2 separate regions of the Homo sapiens genome follow, and region 2 is linked to region 1. Evidence: chromatin contacts called from ENCODE Hi-C or POLR2A ChIA-PET data. All regions are on one chromosome and are shown on one strand. Each heading gives the region's core, a stretch centred on a gene start or an enhancer-like site at or near the end of the contact. The rest is flanking DNA. Distances are from core to core; before and after follow the strand shown. Region 1 holds the start of ERICH6 (glutamate rich 6). Region 2 has its middle 5.6 kb from the start of LINC01213.

Region 1 (4,157 bases), core at 485-2,984:
TTCTCTTTTTAAATTACACTTACCTTATTTGTACCTCAATATCTGTACACATAGTTCCCTGTCCTGACCCTCCTTTCCTGCCGTGAGCCTGCTGGAAAGCTTTTCACTTTCCTCTCTGGTCACCACATTTTGCCCTTCCTTTTAAAGCAACTCAGATGTCTCCTCTCATCTGTGCTGCCTGCTCCTTTAGCCTGCAAGAACTCTACTTTCAAAAATATTCCCTAGCCAGGCACAGTAGCTCACGTCTGTAATCCTAAGAACTTTGGGAGGCCCAGATGGGAGGATCTCTTGAGCCCAGGAGCTTGAGACCGAGAGTTTGAGACCAGCCTGGGCAACATAGCAAGACGCCATCTCTACAAAAAGTAGTCCCAGATACTCGGGAGGCTGAGGCGGGAGGATCAGCTTGAGCCGGGAGGAGGAGGTTGCGGTGAGCTGAGATAGCACCACTGCACTCCAGCCTGAGCGACAGGGTAAGACCCTGTCTCAAAATAAATATAATACAGGCCAGGCACTGTGGCTCACGCCTGTAATCCCAGCACTTTGGGAGGCTGAGGCAGGCAGATCACGAGGTCAGGAGATCGAGACCATCCTGGCTAACACGGTGAAACCCCATCTCTACTGAAAATGCAAAAAATTAGCCAGGCGTGGTGGCACGTGCCTGTAGTCCCAGCTACTCGGGAGGCTGAGGCAGGAGAATTGCTTGAACCCAGGAGGCTGAGGTTGCAGGGAGCCGATATGGTGCCACTGCACTCCAGCCTGGGTGACAGAGCGAGACTCCGTCTCAAAATAAATATAATATAATATAATATAATATAATATAATATAATATAATATAATATAATATATAAAATTGGCCAGGCGTGGTGACACACATTTGTTGTCCTTGCCACTTGGGAGACCGAGGTGGGAGGATCACTGGAGCCCAAGAGTTCAGGGCTGAAGTGAACCATGATGCCGCCACTGCACTCCAGCCTGGGTGACAGAGTGACATCCTGTCTCTCAAAAATAAAAAATGTATATATTTTACAAAAATGTAAGTAAATACAAAGTCCCAGAAGGACGCAGGTGGTACCTAGGTGGCCAGATGCTTCAGGACTTTTCTACTCCAGGATGGATAGATGGGCCAAGTAAGAAGCAGGACCCAGATCACAGCAAGGAGCAAAATTTATGGGACGCTAAAAATGTCGCCAATCAAGATTAATTAATATTAATCTAACAATATTTAAGATAACTAACATTTAAGGCAATTTTAATACGCTTATTAATATTTAAAGCTATTTTAAAAATATCCGCAAACGAGGGCCCAAGGGCTGGCGCCTGATTTTGTAAATAAAGTTTCACTGGACGTTCCAGCAAGCATCTGTCTACTCAATAACCAGACTCCAGCATCCGCAATACCAAATGGCACCGTGTGTGTCCGTCGCTAGAAGCCACTTCCTCCACCCAAGTTAAAAAAAAAAAAAAAGGCCCCAAATAAGCTGAGAGACGAAGAAAAGATCGTTTCTCCGCAGGCTGCCAGGGGTTTCAGAGACGCTGAAGAGCAGGGACAGAAAGAAGTCTGCGGTGGCCCCCACCGGCCCTCGGCACCCACATTCTATCCGGCTAACCAGCTCCTGCCGCTTTAAATCCGGGAGGCTCGGTGGCGCAGGGCAAGCAGTTGCCCGGGGAGACCAACGCACAACAGAGGCTCGCGCTCGCGAGAGCCGACCGGGGCCGCGGCCAAAGAGCTGGCTGTAATCCCGCCTCCCGCCAGCCATGGCCCACTTGCGCTCGCCTAGCGGCTTCGGAGACCCGGGGAAGAAGGACCAGAAGGAGTCAGAGGAGGAGTTAGAGGAGGAGGAGGAGGAGGAAGAGGTGGAGGAGGAGGAGGAAGAGGTGGAGGAGGAGGAGGAAGAGGTGGAGGAGGAGGAGGAGGAGGTGGTGGAGGAGGAGTTGGTGGGGGAAGAGCAGGAGTTGGAGGCCCCTGAGACGTTCAGCGAAGAGTACCTCTGGAAGGTCACGGACATCGGTGACTACGACGACGACTTCCCAGACGTGCGCCCCCGCTTAGCCAGCATCGTCAGCCCTAGCCTGACCTCTACGTTCGTGCCCAGCCAGAGCGCGACCAGCACTGAAACGCCGAGCGCAAGCCCACCCTCCAGCACCTCCTCGCATAAAAGTACCGCCCCCGACCCACCCCTTCCTCGAGGGTTTCTCGTCTCCAGGGGGCACCTGGTCCACCCACTCCTGGGTGGTGCCTTCGTCGACCTGCGCGTCGTGCCTGATTTCTAAATGCATGCACCATTCCACACACCTAATCTCTCTCACGCCCTTGTCAGAGACACTGAACCCTTGGCTGAGCTGTTGTGATGAGGCACGATTTAGGATATAGGCGAAACACCATAAAAGTTGAACTTGGGCATGGCTGTATGAAGTGCTTTTTTTTTTTTAGACAAGAGTCTCGCTCTGTCGCCCAGGCTGGAGTGCAGTGGCTGCAGCCTCGACCTCCTGGGCTCAAGCCTCCCACCGCAGCCTCTCGAGTAACTGGAACTACAGGCACACGCCACCACACCCAGCTAATCTGGCGTCTCACTATGTTGCCCAGGCTGCTGGGAGTGCTCATTTTTATAACATTTTTGCGTGCATTCACACCGTGACATCTCTCTCTCTCTCTCTCTCTGTTCCCCCTCCCCTCCCTCTTCCTCCCCTCCCTCTCCCCTCCCCCTCTCTTTCTCTCTCCCTCTCTCTCTCTCTCACAGACACACACACACACACACACACACACTCATATTATTTCCAGAGAAGTGCCTTAAGGGTGCTGTACTACTGAAACAGTCCTGCAAAAAAAAAAAACAACTCTCTTTTGTGTTTAACATCCTGTGCTGAAGCCACTCCAGTCACTTCCTTGAAAAAAGAAGCAGAGAAGTCTTCTAGAGTAGGCTTCTCAAGCTCTAGTGTTGACATTTTGGTCTGGATAATTCTTTGTTGGGGAGGATTGGGGACTGTCCTGTGAATTACAGGATATTTGGCAGCATCCCTGTCCTCTACCCGTGGCTGTGCTAGAAGCACACATCCTTGCGATGATCAAAAATGTCTCCAGGCCGGGCGCGGTGGCTCACGCCTGTGATCCCAGCACTTTGGGAGGCCTAGGCGGGCAGATCACGAGGTCGGGAGATCGAGACCATTCTGGCTAACATGGTGAAACCCCGTCTCTACTAAAAATACAAAAAATTAGCCGGGCGTGGCGGCGTGCGCCTGTAGTCCCAGCTACTTGGGAGGCTGAGGCAGGAGAATAGCGTGAACCCGGGAGGTGGAGCTTGCAGTGAGCCAAGATCGCGCCATTGCACTCCAGCCTAGGCGACAGAGCGAGACTCCGTCTCAAAAAAAAAAAAAAAAAAAAAAAAGTCTCCAGACATTGCCATGTGTTCCTGGGGGGGGTAGAATTGACCTTTTGATTTAGAGGGAATAGCTGATTTTTAAATGTTTCATTCAACAGGTTTCCCTAAAATATTTCAGACATTTAGGAAAGACATGTCTGAAATGAGTATAGATAGGTAAGAAAATGTTTTCAAATTTCACATTTTTTGAACCCAATAATGTTTACCTTTTGGATAAACATGTTAGGAAGTAGAGTAAAATAATCCAGGGCATTTGTGACTTACTTATTTTAAAAAGTTTTTTTTAAATATACACTGGTAGACACTTTGAAAGAGATAAAGGTTCCCACTTATCCCCAGCTTATTACCTAGCTCTAGAGATTACATGTCCACTTATCAATGTAACATGAAAGAATAACTATATATGCCATGTGTGCAATTGTAAGTGCTTGAGAATTTTGAATATAGCTTTTATTGGCTAAATGCAAGAGTGACCAGGGACGCCTTTTGTGGAAGAGAGTGGAAATAATAGCTTTTCCTTTTTCCTCTCTCTCTCTTCTTTTTCTTGTTATTGCTATTAGCCTTCAGGCACTTTAACTATAGTAAGAAGATACCAGTGAAATGCCTTCTGGAACATCTTTGTAAATATTCCCTGAAATCTCACACCAAACCTGAGTCAATGATCTTGAATTATTAGTTACCCTAACTTTGCTTTTGTAAGCAACTTTTGAATTCTTAAGTCTAAGGAGAATTGTTCTGTCTCACTTACATGTTTTTAGTTATCCTTTTAATTCAATTTGT
Region 2 (4,157 bases), core at 507-3,006, 470 kb after region 1:
TGAGTCCTTACTATGTGCTAGGCACAGTCCAAAGACGTGCTAATCCAATTACTCCTCACAACCATCCTATGAGGTTGGTAGCACTATTATCCTCATTAGTTGGGGAAGCCAGCATTCCAGCCAGTCTAACTTCAGAGCCACTAGGCTTAACCAGTACAGAATACAACACTGCTCCATCCCTCGCCCTTTGAAAGGAATCCTATGACTTGCCTTTGCATTTGCAAGTGATTTTTATTTTATTTTATTGAATAGATGATGTAGCAATGTTAAACCCAATTTTTTAAAAACAGTTTATGTATCTTTACTGTTAGTTTCTGGTCCTTACTCATTTTTGCACGTCATTTCAAAAAGGACCCTGGTTTGCCTCAACTGTATACGCAAACTTAGAAGTGACGATGGCATGAAGAGCATTACCTTAATCTGGCCCTGGCTCACCACTCAGTAATAATGACATGTAGTCATAAATTAATTTTATTAAATTATAATTATTTCTGTGAATTTTTTATGTATCCCAGTTCTGGTTTGTGATTTACTTTCCTAACATGAGAGGAAAAAAGTACATTTACTACTTATGAAGGAAAACATTTACATCAAATTATCTTTGTATCCAGGAAATACAAGGTGTCAAATGTTGGATCTGAATGATAAGAATATAGGTAATTTTCTTTTGATTACTTTTTGCTGCCCTTTTTAACATATCACAGTGGAAAGTATATAATTCACTATATGTTTTTAAAATCCCATAAAATTACAGCATTAATTAAAATAAGACCAAACTGCACCAAACTGCCCCTGAGAAGCACTTTCTGTGGCTACAGGATCACCAGGGCTTGTCCGTATACCACCCCAACTTGCAAAGACCCTTCAGTGCCTTCCTTACCATGCCTCAGGCCATAACAGAGCCAGAATGTAGGGATGCCAACATGTTGTTGGTTTGTCCAAGATTATTATCCAATGATGGTCCAAAGAACAGAATTCAGGCATCCCGATTTGCTGCTGTCTTACTTGTTAATTATATCCTAAATAAGCCTGCTTCCTGAAATTTTCTTTATAGAGATTTCATCACATGCAGTTTCCTACTTTGCATTAGATTCATGGGTTCATGGCTATAGGAACCTAAATGTGGTAACTGGGTGCAGGAGTAGCAAAAATCTGGTGTACCCTTACCTTGTTCTAGCTCCCTTACCTGTAGCAGACATTATTAGTGGATCACAGAACTCCTTTGAGCTTAGGTTTAGCTCAAATCCTTTCCAACACAGTACTCCAGGCAGCCACCACAATAGTTGGCTTCAAGGATGAATCTATTTGTTCTCCCTGGAGATGGCATGTCAGTGTCGACTTTTTTCTTTGTTAGTATCTGGCCTCAGTTCTATGCCAATCATAGCTATGACCTTGCACTTCTTTCTCACTCTGCTTCAGAGAATATATTCTGAAAATGGGTACTCAGGCCAAAAGCTACTTTCATTCCAAAACAATTTCCCTAGACACAAGGGCTGAGGGAATCACAGCTAGCCCATTTACTTTGCATGTTCAGAAAACCTCAAATGACTGGCTCAAGCTCACACAGCTGGGTTCGTGATGGAACCAAGACCAAACCCCAGGCTGGCTGACTGCTTGCCCAGAGCTCTTTTCACCACTCTGCCTATCTGACTCTGGGCTTTGTCAGACGGAACAAAGAAAATGTTCCTGGGATCTGACACTTGTAAACACTTCTCCATCATCCTTGCCACGGCAGCCTGCCAAGACAGGAATCAGGCCAAATTTAGTGGGTCCTTCAGCCCAGTGACTGCAGTTGAAACAATCCCCTGATATAGAAGAGGGGAGGCCAGAGGAAAATGCACTGTTCTACAAAGAACAAAGCTTGGGATGATTCATTTTCCTGATTCCGGTGGTGGATGATTGCTGATGCCTGTCACTCATACATGACTGTCAGCAACTTTGCAGGAATTCTCATGTAGATGCTTGTCTTGAACACATAAATCCCTAGTTACTTCTTCATAGTTCTCAGACTTTCAGAGGTCCCCGGACATACTCTTCTGGCTGTCCCTTTTGGTATTTAGCAAGATACCTTTTATATTTTTTATTTTTTGTTATTTTTTTTTTTTTGAGACGGAGTCTCGCTCTGTTGCCCAGGCTGGAGTGCAGTGGCACGATCTTGGCTCACTGCAAGCTCCACCTCCCGGGTCCATGCCATTCTCCTGCCTCAGCCTCCCGAGTAGCTGGGACTACAGGCGCCCACCACCATGCCCAGCTAATTTTTTTTTTTTTTTTTTGTATTTTTAGTAGAGACAGGGTTTTACCGTGTTGGCCAGGATGGTCTCAATCTCCTGACCTCATGATCCACCCACCTCGGCTTCCCAAAGTGCTGGGATTACAGGTGTGAGCCACTATGCCTGGCCAAGAGACCTTTAAAAAAAATGCCAAATAGTCTGGGGGACTTAGAAAACTAGCTTCTCTGGACCTCAACTTTAGCTTCCTTAAAAGTCAGCAATTGGACCAATTGGCCTCTAAAATCCTTCTGGCCCTACAATCTGATGGCAAGAAGCATTTGAGGAAACCCTCCTTTTTCTGAGAAAATCCTTTTAAATATTTGAGGCTTTTATATCTTAAATCTTGTCTGGTTACCAGTATACTAACAAGGCCAGGCTGGTCAGGTCAGGTAGGGACCTCAGTTCATCACAGCTGGCCTTCTGCCATGCTTTGGAAACTGTTCTTGGACAAATTACTAATGATTTATTTGTTACAAAATTCAGTAAACACAAAGTAAAAGAAAATTATACAAGCAGTATGAATATATTCTTATGAAAAATAAAGCAGAATTACATAGTGTATGGTATATGTATAGCCACACAAAATTATGTATACATATTACAAATATCTCATTTTTAGAGGGGTTTATTCTACATGTTTTAGTTTTATTTTTACAGAAAAGGGATCAAACAGAACATATTACTCTGCAACATGCTTTTTCCACCGAACAATATCTTGGATTCTTTACCACGTTGGCCCGCATACAGTTTCTTTTTAACTGCTGCAAAAGATCCATTGTGTGAATACACCATGTTTTGTTTACTTCTTTTTGTGAACCACTCCTCCATTGATGGATATTTAGTTTGCCTGTAAAGTTTCACTACTCTAAAAAATGCTGCAATAAGCTCATATTTTTGTCTACATATTTGACAGTTTCTCTAATATAGGTATCTAGAAGCTAAACTGTTGGGTTTAGGAAAATGCAAATTTTACCTTTTGAAAAATTTTTGTCAAATTGTCCATCAATGGCCAGGTGCGGTGGCTCACGCCTGTAATCCCAGCACTTTGGGAGGCCGAGGTGGGTGGATCACAAGGTCAGGAGATCGAGACCATCCTGGCTAACACGGTGAAACCCCGTCTCTACTAAAAAATTAGCTGGGCATGGTGGTGGGCGCCTGTAGTCCAAGCTACTCGGGAGGCTGAGGCAGGAGAATGGTGTGAACTTGGGAGGCGGAGTTTGCAGTGAGCTGAGATTGCACCACTGCACTCCAGCCTGGACGACACAGTGAGACTCCGTCTCAAAAAAAAAAAAAATTTGTCCATCAATTTGGTAGTACCAGAGGGAATACCTGTTTCTCCACATTCTTACTGATCTTTCATTGTTTTTTTATTGCTAGCTAGGTTGAGCACTTTTACACATGTGTTTTGAATTACCTATTTATGCCCTTTGCTCATTTGCTCATTTTTCAGTTAGGTTGCTTTTTGTTTTTTTTTTTTTTTTTTTTTAGTCAATTTGTAAGAGCATCAAAATTTAAAAAAAAAATCCATGTATTCACCATCTGGCTTCAATATATCTACTCATGGCCAATATATTCTCCCACCTATTTCTATCCCAGGCAAGGATTATTTTGAAGCAAATCCCTATTACATTATTTCATTTGTTAATATTTTACTAAGTAAATGTAAAAGACTAAAACTCTTAAAAATATCTACAATCTTATCATCACTTAGAAAGATAACTCTCTTAATGTAAATATTCAGTGTTCATATTTTCTCCATTAGCTCTTACATTTTTAAAAATAATTGCCTTGATATCACCAAATATTTAGCCAGTGTTTACATTTTTTCCATTGCCTCATAAATCTTTTTCAAAAAATTTGTTTGAATCAAGATCTAAGGACCATAAG

Evidence for each region. A loop is a pair of places that touch in the nucleus more often than their neighbours do. ChIA-PET counts read pairs that join two places held with the same protein, here RNA polymerase II (POLR2A). Pooled maps may share reads with other maps.
Region 2: a loop to region 1 is called in a pooled map, with 3 times the contacts of the local background. The contact joins the enhancer-like site here to the promoter of ERICH6 in region 1. A Hi-C loop is called at or near these places in 1 of 50 pooled maps. POLR2A ChIA-PET finds 5 or more read pairs at or near these places in 2 of 52 experiments (K562 and endothelial cell of umbilical vein).

Annotation. Positions count from the first base shown.
Region 1 is chr3:150,701,497-150,705,653 of GRCh38, reverse strand. It overlaps ERICH6 (glutamate rich 6), which reads left to right and starts at 1,734. Exons shown (of 14, transcript NM_152394.5): 1 at 1,734-2,158; 2 at 3,476-3,533. The coding sequence starts at 1,756. ERICH6-AS1 (ERICH6 antisense RNA 1) reads right to left here and starts at 2,090. Exons shown (of 3, transcript NR_121675.1): 1 at 1,987-2,090. RefSeq lists enhancers at 1,539-1,628, 1,779-1,858.
Region 2 is chr3:150,230,795-150,234,951 of GRCh38, reverse strand. No RefSeq gene overlaps it. Among named protein-coding and RNA genes, the nearest start is that of LINC01213, 5.6 kb to the left of the region's middle. Within about 2 kb of position 1,756, at least 6 of the 41 ENCODE cell types and tissues checked have a DNase peak (open chromatin) inside an H3K27ac peak, as active enhancers do; they include endothelial cell of umbilical vein, where a contact is called at or near this core.